Regions from separate parts of the Homo sapiens genome. Here region 2 is linked to region 1. The links are chromatin loops, found by intact Hi-C in ENCODE. Cell type or tissue: Calu3. All regions are shown on one strand. Links, peaks and the distances in the headings refer to the core of each region. The heading gives the core; the rest is flanking DNA.

Region 1 (8,332 bases), core at 200-8,199:
TGGGGAGGATAGCAGGTGGGGACAGAGAGGCTGAAGGTGAAGGCCCTGAGGCGGGAATGCAGGAACTTGGTGTGTTCAAGGAATTGAAAGAACAGGGAGGCGTGAAGTGATCCAGCATATGTGGAAAGGGTCAGATTAAGCAAGCCCCTGCTGACAGGATAAGGAGTTGTATTTGTAAGTGTGGTGGGAAGCCATGAAGGGGTTTAAAGCAGAGTTAAACGCCATCCGCTGGGTGATTCCATCTAAAGCAAGTGATCCTGCAGCTGCAATTCAGAATGGTGTTAAAGCCTGACTTGGTTTCCCTTACCTTCAGTCTCCTGTCCAACGTGTGATTTTTCCACCTGAAAACTCTATTTGCTAGTCTTGTTTCTCTGTCTTTTTCTTGAAATGTGGTTCTTTGTTTGTTCCAGGTATTTTGAAAATGTTTCTGATCATCTCCTCCTTAATAGTTCTTCCCGGCCAATTTTTTGCTCACCTCATCTATGAAATCCCAACATATATATTTTTAAACTTCCAGAGGTCTCTGTCTACTTCTCTCTTGTGGGAACCATGCTGTTTCTTTTCTGTCCTCCCATGCTTTGACATCTGGGATCTCCCCTCCCAGGGTCAATAAATTCCTAGAGGCAGCAAACAACTCACTTGGGGGCACCCCTTTTGAATGCAACCCAACCAATCCAGAACTTACACCCCACCACCTCCTTTATTTCTCATGCCCCAGGCCACCATCCACCCTTTCTAATCACCCAGGGCCAGGTACCAGAAAAATAGGGACAGCCCCTCTTCCCCAGAGCCTGCTGAACTTACTCAAACCCTAGTCTACTTACCCTGCCTCGTTCAGTCCTCCCCACAGAACCCACGGTTTGACCCTCTCCCTCTGCCTCTTGACCAGTCCTGGTGCCTCCCCATGTCCCTCCACTCTGACATAGCATGTCCCCTTCCCTTGCAAACTGTAAAGGACACAGATCACAATCATCACAACTCTCACAAACTGTCTTTTCAGTGGTCATTGTCTCCTGATCTGCTGGTCTTAGCATACCTAAATAATAATAAAACCTGTATTTTAAAACATCTCCAGATAGCCAGTTTCATCGTGCACCAAATAATAAAAACTACTGATTACTGAGGTTCCACTACATGCCAAATGCCTTAGAGATGTGATTGACTTCAACCTATTCTAGTTCAACCTTCCTTTACACAACCCTGCAAAGAAGGTATGGTTTTGTGGTTTCTTTCTTTTTTTTTTTTTTGGCCATTGTATAAATGAAAAAACTGAGACACAGTTTATGAGACTTGACCAAGGCTCACTGTTTTCTAACTGTGAGAGCTAAGAGTGAAGCCCAGAATAGAGATGGTATAGTTCTTAAAATCAGAAAAAGATCAGTTTTCTTGCTACTAAAATGAACTAAAGGCCACCACTTCCTGACAGACTCTTGAATGCTCTTGTTTTGTCTTTTTGGCTCATCCAGCCAAACTGGTTTGGAATTCATAGTCACAATTTCTTGCTCACTTTTTCTCTTCTCCCTGCTTTGCCTAGTGTATCATCAGGAATATTTCTACAGAATTACTCTGTTTTTCCTAATACTTTCTCTCAAGTTAATATAAGTACAAACAAAATGTCTAAAGGAATGGCCAGGGCCATTTTACCATGTGCCCTGTGCCATTCTTCTACAACAAGGGCCAGTTCTTCAGGGTATCTGCAACAATCATCAAAGAACCTCATTCTTCTGATGATAATTCACATATTGTAAATCTACATATTCGACATGAAAAGTTTTTCTGTTAGTTGTTAGTTTTGTTTTTTCTTTCCTTCAGCCTGTAGAGAAGATGAAATAAAAGGTCTTCTTTCAGCAAGTGTTTAAACTACAGTAGTTTCAATTTCAGGTAATTATGCATACATCATACATCCCTTGGATATTCTTAAGACTTTGAACACAGGCCCCCACCCCCCTCTTAAATTTGAAATCCTGTGATACCTGCTGTAAACCCTAAAATCTGTGAGCAATTACCTCTGTAAGCAGTGTTTCTGGAAGATAACAGCTGTGTGTGCTTCACAATTTTTTTTTAACTTGTTAATTGTCTGGTTTTTAACTCTGACTACTAATCTTCTGAAGCTTAAGAATTCCTAATTTTCCTTCCAACACCTTCTACTTGGTGTGGCAAATTTGAACCCACCTGTGTAATATTTTCTGCCTTTAAAAACTGCAATTGTTGCTGGGAGCGGTGGCTCACGCCTGTTATCCCAGCACTTTGGGAGGCTGAGGCGGGTGAATCACTTGAGGTCAGGAGTTCGAGAATAGCTTGAGCAGCATGGCAAAACCCCATCTCTACAAAATGCACAAAAATTAGCCAAGTGTGTTGGTGCGCACCTGGGTCTTAGCTATTCTGGAGGTTGACGTGGGAGGATTGCTTGAGCCCAGGATGCAAAGGTTGCAGTGAGCTGAAATTGTACCACTGCACTCCAGCCTGGGCAACAGAGTGAGACCTTGTCTCAAAGAAACGAACAACCTCCAATTGCTAGACCTACAGACAATCACATTAGCACTGTTAGTAGTAACAGATGGGCCTATGAGTAGTGAGACTGTGCAAATTCCAGTCGTTGAAGAGGTGGTGGTGACCTGTCTGATTTCCTGGAAATTGTAAACTAACTATTTTTCTCTTTTAATAGTGAAATGACTAAGTGAGTTATGAGTGCTTAGGTGCTTTAAGTATTTCCTTCATCTTCATTCGATGTTTAGAAATCAACAGAGAGACTTGTACCTAGATTAAAAAAAAAACAACTGGAATTCCTCCTCCCTCCCTTTCTCCTTCTTATATGTATTAGTCCTCTATAAACCTGACACCATGCTAGGCACCACTGGTATAAGACAAGGGAAAAAAAAACTCTGGCTTTTTGCATAATCCTTTCTATTCAAAATGCGATCCATGGATTATCAGCCTGTTAGGAGCTTCTTAGGAATGTAGAATTGAGGCCCCTCCCTGACCTCCTATAACCAAATCTGCACTTTGTACACAATCCCCCAAGCAATTCATGCGCACTGTATCATTGAGTAAAAGCCCTGCTGGAGATGAGGGATTGGCTCTCTATGTCAACTTGGCCAAATCCAGCCAACCATGTAGTTTTTCCTGCTGTTTTTTTATGGTCTACGATCTAAAAGTGATTTCTACATTTTAAAATGATTACATTTTAAATGCTATATGAATACCTACATAATAACCTCAATTTTGTCTCTTAGACTTCAAAGTCTAAAATATTTTACTCTCTGCCCACCCCCCCACCTTTTTTGTTGTTGTTGTTGAAACAGAGTCTCCCTCTGTCGCCAGGCTGGAGTGCAATGGCGTGATCTCAGCTCACTGCAACCTCTTCCTCCCTGGTTCAAGTGATTCTCCTGCCTCGGCCTCCCGAGTAGCTGGAACTACAGGCACACGCCACCATGCCCAGCTAATTTTTGTATTTTTAGGAGAGATGGGGTTTCACCATGTTGGCCAGAATGGTTTCCATCTCTTGACTTCATGATCTGCCTGCCTCGGCCTCCCAAAGTGCTGGGATTACAGGCGTGAGCCACCATTCCCGGCTTGCCTTCTTAAGCAAAAGCTTGCCAGTGCCTGCTGTAGAATCTAGAAGAATCTAGAACCCTAAGTCTGGGTGAAGGCACAGATGAAGCTATCTTTTGAAATAAGCATGACATCATGACCCTAATTCCACTGAAAATACTTGTCAGAGGAATGACAGCTCTTCCTCTTCTTTCTTTCTTTCATTTTTTCCAAAACCATGATATGTATTAAACAGGAAACAGGCACTGAGAGCCTAAACCTTGGATCAAGTTTATAAAAGCACAGGTGTAATAGGAATTTCATGGTTCATGCTCAGAGGTTCATGAGGACCTAAAAAATGGTTATCTTCAGACTCAAAAGGACCCAAAAGACATGAAAACTGGTTTAACTGGCTCCATCCACATACACTATGAAAGTGATTAACAGTTTACCAAACGTGGTTGTTTTACAGTGTACATCCATCAGCATAAGGGTTGTATTTTTTTTAAATGTTGCAAACTTTTTAGTTTTTCCAAGTGAAGAAAACACAAAATTGCCATCGAATATCCCCATCACTTCAGAAAAGAGTGGCTATATCCTTTCAACTAAATTCACCTCTTTTTTTTTTTTTTTTTGCAAAAGAGGATTTTAAAAAATTATTTATATGTCCATGTCTATCTTTGAGAGGTAGATTTAGCTGAGGAAGTGAAATGAGGGGCCAGTATTGAAAATGGATGAGAGTGAAAGAAGAGGAGACAGGAATCAGAGTCACAGAGAACAGAGAACTGGTGTCTAGGACAGGCAATCTTCAGAAAAGGAAACTCAGCTGGAAACAAAAGGCTTTGTTCCTGCCCAGCCATTCCCACGGTGACCTCACCGGTGTCCAGGGCAGAGGACACTTACACAAATACTTGTTGCACTAGACTAAATTAAAAGGATTTAGTGGGTGTCGATCTGTAGTGGCATGACCCAAGTTGCCTATTTTTCATACCATTTAGGGCTCTGACATTGAATAGATGAGAACTTGTTTTTAAAAGACTATCCATGATGCATCCACTCAGCATGTTAGAATGGAGGCCAAAGGGAGCCAAAGTTGTTTTGGATTTGGGCAGTATGCCTTGCTCCTTTTTCTCCCAAATTCTAAATGCTTCTGGGGTGCATCCATGGCTAGCATCACGGGAGGCAGGACAAGAAATTGTGGACAGTCCAGCCTGGCCTGACAGCAGGCCTGGAAAACGCTTTCAAACCTTAGGGGCCATACCTTGCCAAGAGCATCTCTTTTGAGTGTAGGTTACAACCTGTTCTTATTTGAAGAGATGTCCCTAAAAGAGCACGCATTCTCCTACCCATAAACAGCTAAACAACAACAACAAAAAACCCCCCCCAAAAAACAGATGATACTAAAGGTTGCTTTCACTAACCTTTAAATGGTACTGGGAGGAATAGAAAAGTATGTACAATGAGATTAAGGCCTTCTATGATCCCCAATTTATGATTAATATGGTGACCACAAAATCTAGAGGTTCTTTATTGCTTTTTGGACAGGCAACTGATTGTGTGCAGGTATTATTAGGATTGTTACTCAGTGTAATCCACAGTCCGAATTTCCACAAGTGCATTGCCGTGGGCTGTTCTCCAGGGGTCTAGACATAACGACAAAAGGCATTCCCGATGTAAACCAAATGACTTGGTATGACCCCACACACCAGTGGCTACCTGAGGACACCTCCACAGTTCCCTAAGTAAGTACCCACAGCAGAGGAGGGCTCTGCTTGGATTCCTTCGCACTGAAAGGGCGGCTTGGCGTGACTCATGTGACTCTAGACCCTCCAGAAAAATTGTACAGGGGAGTCTCACAGCTGGAGAAAGGAAGTCAGGTAGGACTGGGGTCAAACTTTAGTGCTGGAATCTTTTCGCAAGCCACTACGCTGGGCCTGAATCTCCTCCTCCTCACATGGAGATGATAAAGCTGCCTCTCAAGATTTCTTGGCGGTTGAATGAAAAATATAGCAAGCCCATGACCCTGAGCGTGTACTCAAGTGAGTTTGGATTTTCCTGCCCTGTGCTTCACAGAAACCAGGCCTCCGCTCGCTCTGCAGGTCTCCTTGCCCGGCTCTTTTGAGCTGCCTGCATTCTCTTCCTTCCTTGTATTTCCCCCAGCAAGCTTCCCTGACACTCTCACGCTAGGAGCAGTCCTCTCTTTCCACCGTCTCCTAGACCCGGAGCCCACTTCTATCCCTGCTCTTCCCTCAGTGCAACTGGGTACTCCGTTCTATCTCCCAGGGAGTGAGCTCACAAGCTGTCTCGGCCTCCACCCCAGTGCTGGCCCACCTGACACAAAGAAGGTGCTAGATGTTAGCTGCACTGCAGAATAATTCCCTGAGCTCTGCCCACACTAAGCTGACTGCTGGCCACTCTGTTTGGGCATGGCTGGGCAGGGCAGGTTTTTGTTTTTTTTTTTTTTTCTTTGAGATGGAGACTCACTCTGTCGCCAAGCTGGAGTGCAGTGGCGTGATCTCGGCTCACTGCAACCTCTGCCTCCCGGGTTCAAGCGATTCTCCTGCCTCAACCTCCCGAGTAGCTGAGACTACAGGAACACGCCACCACGCCCAGCTAATTTTTGTATTTTTTAGTAGAGACAGGGTTTCACCATGTTGGCCAGAATGATCTGGATCTCTTGACCTCGTGATCCGCCCGCCTCATCGTCCCAAAGTGCTGGGATTACAGGCATGAGACACTGCGCCCGGCTGGGCAGTTGGTTTTTTAAAGCTTAACTGTCTTCCCCTTGGCTTCACCCCAGACTCCTCTTCCACTCCTGATTCAGGAGGAAGCCTGTTCCACCTGCATTCCCCATCGCATGGTCCAGCCAGCCTGTACCCTTCTCTGCCTCATCCATCACCCGTTCTGCCAGCATGGGTCAGCGAATCCCGCTCCTCAGGGCCTCGCCTCGCGTGGGGGAGGGATGCAAGCAAGTTCCAAGGCAGTGCCGACAGAAACAAAATCGATATCTTTTACTCTACAGGAAAAAGTAGAGGATAAACTTCTCAATAGTATTAGAGGAAATTTAACAAGGGATATGGTAAGATCAAGGTCTTCTATGATTCCCAACTTCTGCTTAATACAGTGACAATGAAAACTAGTTCCCCCTTCGTAACAGAGACCTTTCTGTTGCCTTTTAAAGACTCAGAGCCCAGATATCCTCGGCTATTTACATGTGATATTTCATGGCTAAAACAACAAAAAAAGATAAACAAAGGCAAGTCCCCAGTCAAAGAAAAGAGAATTATCATCACATTAGCGTCAAAACTTCAACACTGGGGCTGGAGGCCATGGATTTTCTTGCCATTACAGCAACTCCAGGATCAAATAGGCCCATTAGGTGGCTCTGGCTGTCAGGCACCCTGGCAGGCCGTTCGGAGACTAGCATGCTCTCAACACGAGATAGGGTGGCCACTTACTTCTTGCCTATCCTCTAGCACCCCTGATCTGCAGGCATGGCCTCTGCATTCTGCGTTATTTCACTGAGAAAGGCATGCAGCCCATAAGCAGAGGGTGAGGTCTCAGCTCTGTCGCCTTCTAAATCACAACATAATTGGAGCCCTGTTTGTCTTCAACCTGAACACTGATCATGTAGAAGGAGCGGTATTGGTTACTGTCCTCTCCCTCTGCCACCTCCTGCCAATGCAAGCCAGTGCTGAGGAATGTCTGGTCCAGGGTAACCAAAAAGAAGGCGCACATACTCTTCATGTCTAGGAAATAAGAGCCTACGGATTTGGGGGAATCCACACAACACCTGCTGGAGACGTTTTGTTAGTGACCTCCAGGAGCACACCACAAAGAATAACGCCTTTACTTGGAAAGAACCTCAAAGGCAGTGAAAAGTCAACCACCGTAGGAAAGAATGTTCCAGATTTCAAATGATCAGAATAGCTGGCTGTTTAAGAGGTGGTGCCACTTTTACAGTTAACTATATAACATATGGAAAGCAGGAGGGGAATTTTCTGGGGAAATGAGTCAAATTTGTGTTTCCTCTTTAGTATTAAAATGATAGCTTTACGTATTTCATAGATGTGCCAATAGCAGAGTTGCACTGGTAAAATGAAAACTAACGTTTAAAAGGGAAATAATTCCTGTGCAACGTCCTACAAAGCCTCAAATCAGGGAGAAATGAAAAGAGCCTAGAATAAACTAGGCTGAAAAAGTCTTCTACACCAGTGACAGCAGAATGATGGCCTGCAGGTTGAATCTGGACTGCGGATGTATTTTATTTGGCTCACTCCAAGTGGCCTACGCAATGATTTCATTGCCACCATTTACAAATCGGATAACTTAAGCTGGATGCAGTGACACACGCCTGTAGTCCCGGCTACCCAGGAGGCCAAAGGGGTAAAGTCACTTGAGTCCAGGAGTTCCAGGGTGGCCTGGACAACATAAACGGTGGCCTGGGCAACGACGTGACACCATCTCAAGAAAAAGGGATGATTTAATATTTAAAAATATATGAATTTCTAATCTAATCTCTCCAGAAAAACTGGAGGTTCTGGCAAGTTTATAGCTAATTTCCACGTGGCAACATTCAGCTGGACGTCAATAATGGCTGCCCCTTAGAGATGAGGCATGCACACTATCTTTGGCACTTTCTCCTGTCTTCCCTATATTGGGGACATAGATTTAGCACCATTTATCATCGTATACACAGCAACTTCATTCCTTTATTCTACCTACCTGGTAGTTGAAGCATCTGAAACTGCCCTATGCTATGCTATATAATTATGAATTATTAACAGGGCTTTATCTCCAA
Region 2 (8,332 bases), core at 136-8,135, 110 kb before region 1:
GCTTTGAATATATTACCTCCCATGGCAGATGAGGAAATTCGTAGAGTTAAAAAAAATTACTTGACTTAAAATTAGTTGATTTTTTTCAAAGAGCTTCCTAAAGAGTTGATTTCAGTGAAAGATCAGCATTAGTCACAGGCGAGTTCTGGTTCCCACAGCTTCCCTTTCTCAGTCTTCCCCTTTGACTTTGCAAGTCTCTGAGTGTCTCCTGAGAATTTGGTACTGAATTAAAATTTGGGAACTGTGGGGTGGAGGGAACTGGTACTCAAAAGTATGACGAAGGCAGGAACCGCTGTCTTGAAGACATGGAGCTTCAGATCCATGGGAAACTGGTGGGGTGAGGTGGGCTGCTGAGTAAGTTTCCTAGAGGTTAGACATTTGTATCTGGGAGATGTGCTGGTTGTGGCTTGGAGCATTTAGGGAGGTCTTCCTGGAGAAAGACATCTCCCAAAAGATGACTAGGTCTTAAGAGGAAAGCCATAATTCTTTTGTCTGACTCAGCAAAAGCAGCATTTGAGAGAGGATAGAGCTCAACTGTTGGGGTCAAATCCTGGCTCAGCCTCGCCATAGTCTCCCATCCAAGTACTAACCAGGCCTGACCCTGCTTAGCTTCACAAGATCAGAAGAGATAGGGCACATTCAGAATGGTATGGCCATAGACTCTGCTGTGTTCTCAGGGCAAGGCTTTGAGCAAGTTATTTAACCTAACTGATGACTTGGCCATTGATTAAAATGCTTAGTTACAGTAAAGATTGGATAAAAGAACACACCCAATGTGTTTAGCACAGTCTCCGAGGCCATGCAGATTTCCAAGGGCAGGCAGTTGTTTTTAGTTCCCTTACAACTGTCCAAATCCCCTGAGTTTTTCAAGCTAAGGTTTCTCTATTTTTGCCCCCTCTGGACTGAGATGGAAGATCTGTTTTCAAGTCCCAGCTCTGCTTACAATGTGATCCTACAATATGATCTCACTTCTCAAAGCTTCCACTTCCTATTCTGCCTCATGAACAGGAGGGATTTCAATCTTCATGGGACTGTTTTCCATTCCCCTGGAGTCTTCTCCATTTACAGACACAGCGGATGTGTCTGCTTTGACTACTGGTTGTCTTGGGGCTCTCTTGCCACAGGAAAGCTTACATCTAGACTTTTCCTTCTAGGCTAAAACAAACATCTAGCCACCAGAACCAGTCTTTCAGGAGACCAGAGGGATTAAGGGATGTGGGACCACCTAGAAATGGTGGTTGTGGAGCAAGTGGCAACAAAGTGAGATTGCTTCATGCCTGTTCTGCAGCTTAAGAGCAGAACTCTTGGAAAGTACATGGTGCCAGACAGAAGACCAGTCACAAAAGTGGAGTTGACTGGCAATGAACTCTCATGAATCTCCAAGCTAATTACCAGGGAAAGTAAGGTTGAGGAGACAACCTCCTCCCCCACTCCACATGCAAACACAGAATGACAGGTTTAAAAACCCTATGGTTTCAAAATTAGCAAAGACACTTTGACTAAGATTGGCATGAGGAACAGAGAAAACGGAAGAAGAGGAAAGAGAATCCTGGGCCCCACAAGGGGAAAGGTATTGGCATGAAGAAACAAAGTTAAATTTTAGAACGTCACTGCCTGAGCGCCACCCCTTTAGGACAAGGACAAATGGTTCAGGCCCAAATTACAAATACTCTTGGATTTTTATAGAACATGAACAAAGATAATATCTTCTCTTAGGACACTTCCAGATATGGAAATCAAATCATATCCTCCAAAGTGCTATGTTAATATTTGTAACTATAGATAGCCATTCCCCATCTCTGTCTTGACTTCCCTTAGAAAATTTCCCCAGTTTGAAGACTATGAAGACTAACGTGAGAAAGTTGCAATGACTTGGCCAAAACTCTTGGATGCAATGATGCGTTTAGTTATCCATTTCCCGGCCTCCCTAGATATACCAGGGTTATAAGTTCAATGAGAGGCCGTGTCTGCCTAGTTCACTGCCTAGTCCCAGTTCCTGGCAAGCGGTAAAAACTTGGTAAAAGAGTGTTGATGACCTGCATTAACACTGGGCCACACTGTGTCAATATGGAAAATATCAGTCACATCCTATGGGTGAAATGACTGTCTCCGAATTCCTGCTCCTTTTGTTTGACACGAGCTATGGGATAAATGTGTATCTGATTGTCCTACTCATTACTCTGCTGCAAACATACATTATGAGAGAATAAGATGCCACTCCTAAGTTCTTCAAAAAAATGCTACGGTTATTTCTGCACCCCTTCAATACCGTTCACCCACCAGCTTCTAGATAACTCTCTAATATTTTCTAGAATGTCTCCCATTTAGATTGGCTGGGAGTTGAGTCCCATTACCAACAAAGGGGCTCTGGATGGTGCAAGCATTGACTCCTTCCCTAGAGCATCCTGCCTGGCTCAGAGCAGATTCTGCTCTTACAGAAGGAACTGTAAGACTGTAAGGGCCCAGCAGCCCAGCTCGTCCCTCTGGGCACGTCCACCCCTCTCTCATTTCCATGCTGTGAACAAATTGCCATTGTCACACCTCCATGCCTTTGCGTGTGCTGTATCCTCTGCTGGAGCTCCCTTCCCTATGGGTTGCATAAACAGATAAGGTATCCACCCGAGGCCCTTGACCTAACAGATTTTGTCTTAAGGCTTTCTCCCCAGGTCCAGAGCATCTAGCCACAAAAACATCCCAAAATAGTTCTGTCCCAAGTATCATGTCCTTTGTCTACATTTTCTATTGCTTTAGGCACAGAGCCCAGAGGTCTATTTTGGATAGAGAGTAAGGCTGTGAGTATTAGAGAGAACATGAGTTTTAGAATTCGAAAGAGCCCAGTTCGACTTCCAGTGACGATACCTACTGGCTGTCTGGCCCTCACTAAGGAGCTCAGTCCCCCAAACCTCTGAGGCCTCATCTGCAAAAACTACCCATCCTGCACAGTTGTCGTGGCAATGACCTCAGACAACATATGTAAAGCTCCTGCTGTGGTGAGTGGTACACGGAAGGGACTCTCCAAATATTAGCCCCCTCCCTGGCCATTCTGCCCTGAATGTGACTGCCTGGGGGCAGGCAGACTGTCCTGGTCCCTCCTGGAATGTCACCTAGGATTGTGCATGATGTTTTCTGCAGCCAGTCTGGAATAACTCGTGAAAAGTCCATATGAGCAACTTAAGAGATGGAGTCCTTCTCCCAGCCCTCTCCACTGTCAGGAGGAGGACTGAGTTAGTTGAGCATTCTGGCCCCTCCCTTCCACTAACCTCCACCCCCAACGCCCCCAAGGACTCAGGGCCAAAGGTGATTAATGGGAGTGTCAATGAAATTGTCTTTGAGGCCAGGCCCTGCCCTCATCATTTTCCCATCTGCTGCAGGAACTTCTCATTCTTTGAACCTGTCACTCTGCAAGCGGCAAAGGCTGGCCAGAAGAGGGCTCCACTGCAGCCAGCCTGACAGGCGGGGCAGGCCGTCCCTCTGCAGTGTCCCTGGCCTCCTTCTAATTGTCTCCTCTATAGAGGCATCTTTCCCCCAGAGAAGGGCATGAGAAGTCCCCCGGATTATTTGGATGAAGAGACTCACAGTTACTCATTCATCCACAAATTTGTTAAATATTTACTGAGTAGCTACCATGTAGAAGCTCCTGTGCTAAGTCTTAAAAGAAGACCAGCCAGGCGTGGTGGCTCATGCCCGTAATCCCAGCACTTTGGGAGGCCGAGGCGGGTGGATCACTTGAGGTTGTGAGTTCAAGACCAGCCTGGCCAACATGGTGAAACCCGGTCTCTAGTAAAACTACAAAAATTAGTTGGGCGTGGTGGCAGGTGCCTGTAATCCCAGCTACTCAGGAGGCTGAAGCGGGAGAATCTCTTGAACCTGGGAGGCAGAGGTTGCAGTGAACTGAGATCATGCCATTGTACTCCAGCCTGGGTGACAAGAGCAAGACTCTGTCTCATAAATAAATAAATAAATAAATACCCATGGGAGCCACGACACCTTCTGGGCCATCCTGCCAGCTTCCTCACCTGCTCCCGGTCCAGCCAGCTCCTTTCACCCCACTGCTTCTCGCCTGCAGCCCCAGCCCTCATCTCAAGCCTCATTTCCTCTGCCTTGGACCAATGGAACAGCCTCCTCTCCTGTACCCTGACCTACACCCCAGGGTATTGCCTGAGCCATCTTTCTAGAATGTTAGTTTGGTTGTATCTGTCTTGGGTGTGCTATTTTCCACCTGGATTTTGTACTTTGCTATACAAATAGTTTTCTTTAAAAGAACTCAACTTTTTTTTTTTTAATTTGGCCTCACTCTAAGCAATAACATCTATGAAGTCACAGATTGGATGCCAGCTCCTATATCATACCAAAGTGAGTTTTTAAAAATCTCTGTGAAAATGAAGAACATTTATTCACATAACACCTAAGACTATCAGGCACCGATGCTTCGCCTGTTGAACACTCACTGGTCAATGCCGAAGATCGGCAGCACTTATTCACTCAAGAGCTCTTTGTTGAGTAATTACTATGTGTCAAGCACAATTTCTGTATTGGGAATACAATTTTAAAATGGTGAAATCCCTGCTCTCATAGTGTTTCCATCCTAGTGGTAAAACAGACAAATATATAGATATAGATATAGATATAGATATAGATATAGATATAGATAGATAGATACATGAGCCAGGCATGGTGGCTCACATCTGTGATTCCAGGACTCTGGGAGGCCAAGGCAGGAGAATCACTGGATCCCAGGATTTCAAGACCAGCCTGTGCAACACAGTGGGACCCCATCTCTACAAAAAAATTCAAATATTAGCCAGGTGTGGTGGTGCACACCTTTCATCCCAGCTGCTCAGGAGGCTGAGGCAAGAGGATCACTTGAGCCCAGGAGTTTGAGGCTTCAGTAAGCCACGACTGCACCACTGCACTCCAGCCTGGGCAACAGAGTGAGACCCTGTCTCAAAATAAACAAACACCAAACAAAATAAGATAAATGAGTCAAGTGTATGGAGTTGTTAGTTGATGGCAAGTGTTAAAGAGAAAAGGAAGCAAGAAAAAATATCCCAGTCAGCTTCTGCCTTATTTTCCAGCCAGCTGCCCACTCTCTTAGCTGGGGCTCACTGCAGGTAGTCCCACTATGCACTGTGCTGTGTCACACTTCCCTGCCTTGACCTGGCCTCACAGCCTGCCCTTCCCACATATGCCTCTTGCCACATCACCTTTGGTTTTCCAAGTCCTTCTGAGCATTATCATCCCTAACTCCCCCTTCCCACCCCATTAGAATTAAATCAAATCCACCCTCCTCTGGGTACATTGGGCCATTCCTGCTGTTGCCCTTCTCAGCCTCTATTGTCCTTTTTTGTGTCATGTCTGTCCCCACCACTGGACTCTCTTAGGCTAGGATGACCAGCAGTCCTGCCCCCTGTACCCTAAGACATGAGCAGAATCACTTTCTTCTCTGGGGAAGCAAATTTTTATATGCAACCAAGAGCCTGTGTTCTATCAAGTGAAGACCTCATTCTTCCATCCTTTTTTCACCCAGCAATGATTTACGGAGCACCTACTACGTGCCCTGCATATTCTTAGCACTGGGGAGATGTGTGTGGCCATGAAGGACAAGCACTTAGTGTCATGGAGCCACCTCCTAGTGGTGGGGGAGTAGACAGTAATCAAACAAAGACATAAAGGAATTACCTGTTGTGACCAGTGCTATGAAGAAAGCAACTGGGGGTGACTTCACAGGAACTCAGCGAAGCTCTGAATTGATAAACACTGACCCATCCTGCAGAGTGGTGGCTGGTGGCTGGTGAGTGGGGAGGAGGCCAGTTTTCCAAGCATGGGGAACAGCATCTGCAAAGGCCCGGAGTGGGCAAGCGTGGGCATCCCAGGAGCAGACAGAAGGCCAAGGGGACTGAGCAGAGCCAGGAAGGGAGAAGGTAAGTCACGGAGGATTCGAGCCAGCCGGCCTGGTGAGGAATTGGCTTTCGTTTCTAATTCTATGGAAAGCCATCGGTGAGTTTTACACGAAGTGCTACAAGCAGACACTCATTCTGGGGTTTAGGGGATGGTTGTCAGGATGTAGAAGGAGGAGAATTTTTAACCTCCCAAAATGTAATCTGGGATGGGGGGGATCTCCCTTCTTTCAGCCTGGATGTGGTGGGCTCTGGGACCCTCCAATAAATGGAGGCAGAGGCAGCCTGAGACTGGGTCCCATCTTCTCTCTACCCTCCCTCCCCTAGTCGCACAGCAGTGGGCAGTCTGACATCTAGGTTTCTTCCTGGATGAGAACCAGAAGTGCAGAGAGACCTTGGGGGTGGGCTGGGGGCTTCACTAGCACTATACTTGCCAACAGGGTTGGAGCAGGCTCTTGAAGGGAGAGGGGATGTCTATTTAGATCACAGAAGTTCAAGTTTGCTGGGTGCCTAACTGACTACCACAGCTCTGCTGAGCCTGATCCCTAAATTTCAGGGGCAGGTGGCCCCTTGTTCCTTCCCCAAAGCCTGTTGAGGGCCAGCAACCTGGAGGAGAGTGGGATAAATGGCTTGAGTGCCCACAAATGCCCATCAGAGACCTTCAGGAGAACAAACAGGCTGGAGAAGAGAAGCCTAGCCACTGCAGGCTAGCTCCATTACAGGAGAGAGGAAAATTTGGAAGCAAAGAAAATGGGCTTGGACCCCACAAGGCTCTCCCTGGAACAGTGCTGATGCAGCTCCATTTGTCAGCCCATGTCCGCTTAGAGACTCCTGTCTGGGGCTGGATTCAGAGTGTGGAAGTTGGAGCAGACCCTGGTCCCCATGGAGCAGGTGACTGACCACTCTGCTGGGCTGGCTCCCGGACCCTGCATGCTCTAGAGTGTTGCACATGTTTTACGAGCAGACTGCATGCACTTCCGGACTGTGGTGATCGTGACCATCCCTGATATTAACAACAGCAAATAACCACACACCCCAGAGGCGTCTCACTCCTCCTCCTTTCTTAGGGAAATGCAGCATCTCAGAGACAGATTCTGCGGCTTACAGGCAGCACAGAAATAATGATAAGGGCTGAGGTTAAACACGCAAAGCAGCTGAGACGCGATGTTATCTGGCCATTTGTACTTAACAGAGTCACATTTTATTCTCATTTTAAAATTCAACATACTAGTGCTCATTGAGTTAGTTTTTAGAAATCATGGCAGAGTTTAGAAAGGAAAACAAAAATGCACCACCTACTGATAACATCTGGGCAAAATTTTCTAGCCACTGTTATACACATCTCTATGCCTTTCAAAAATAGCATCAATAGTATAAGTATGGCTTTCTCGTCTCCAGTTTTCACTAACAGCAACATTTTCTCATGTCATGAGTGTTCTTCTTGAACATGATTCTAGCTCACACTTACTGAGACGCATACATGGTGCCAGATTCTATCCTGCACACAAATTACATGTACAGACTGGACACAAATATGGGATGACATAGATGTTATTATATTACATTCATTTTCTAGATGAGATGCCCAAGGCACAGAGACATTAAGTAGCTCGGCTGAGGCTGAGCAAGATAAGCAGTACAAGGTCACCCAGCCAAGCTGACCCTCACTCACCATGACCCACTGCCCTCACCCACCAAGCAGCTGGGTGAGAATTTACTTTAAAACCTCTTATGGTAGACATTATGGCCTTTTCTGTATGCATCTTTATTTCCTTAGGATAATTTTCTGGAAGAACAGAGCAAAGTAGGGGACTTGCATTTTTAATATTTTTGCATTTTGAAACAATTTTAGGGTTATAAGGAGTAGCAAAGCTAGTAGAGAAAGACCTTAGCTCCCTGCAATGATAACACGTTATTTAATCACACAAGACCAGGAAACTGACATAGGTACAATACTATATTAACTAAACAACACACCTCATTCAGATTTCACCAGTTTTTACATACACTCTTCTTTTTTTTAATTTTTATTTATTTTTTTGAAGTGGAATTTCGCTGTGTCACCCAGGCTGGAGTGCAGTGGCATGATCTTGGCTCACTGCAACCTCCATCTCCTGAGTTCAAGCAATTCTCTTGCCTCAGCCTCCCGAGTAACCAAGACTACAGGCGCCCACCACCATACCTGGCTAATTTTTGTATTTTTAGTAGAGACGGGGTTTCATCATGTTGGCCAGGCTGGTCTCAAACTCCTGACTTTGTGATCTGCCCGCCTCGGCCTCCCAAAGTGCTGGGATTACAGGCGTGAGCCACCGGGCCCAGCCCCTCCCTTCTGTTTATGGTTTGTGTGTGTGTTTGTGTGCGTGTAGTTCTATGACATTTGATCCCATGCCTAGACTCACGTGAGCACCAATGGGGAGATTTTTAAGGCTTAAAAT

Evidence for each region. Peaks named below come from ENCODE experiments on the same cell type or tissue, not always from the same donor. Only the 100,000 strongest peaks of a DNase experiment are listed, where the experiment ranks them.
Region 2: a loop joins it to region 1, with 2.6 times the contacts of the local background. A loop is called at or near these places in 1 of 110 quality-filtered maps.

What each region holds. Positions count from the first base shown.
Region 1 is chr16:79,150,338-79,158,669 of GRCh38, reverse strand. All of the region lies in intron 8 of WWOX (WW domain containing oxidoreductase), which reads right to left. Among named protein-coding and RNA genes, the nearest start is that of MAF, 450 kb to the left of the region's middle. In Calu3, for the core only: no CTCF peak of the experiment used is centred there; a DNase peak (open chromatin) is centred at 4,389.
Region 2 is chr16:79,256,783-79,265,114 of GRCh38, reverse strand. It overlaps a transcript of MAF not described here and the pseudogene RNA5SP431. Among named protein-coding and RNA genes, the nearest start is that of MAF, 340 kb to the left of the region's middle. In Calu3, for the core only: no CTCF peak of the experiment used is centred there; a DNase peak (open chromatin) is centred at 3,434.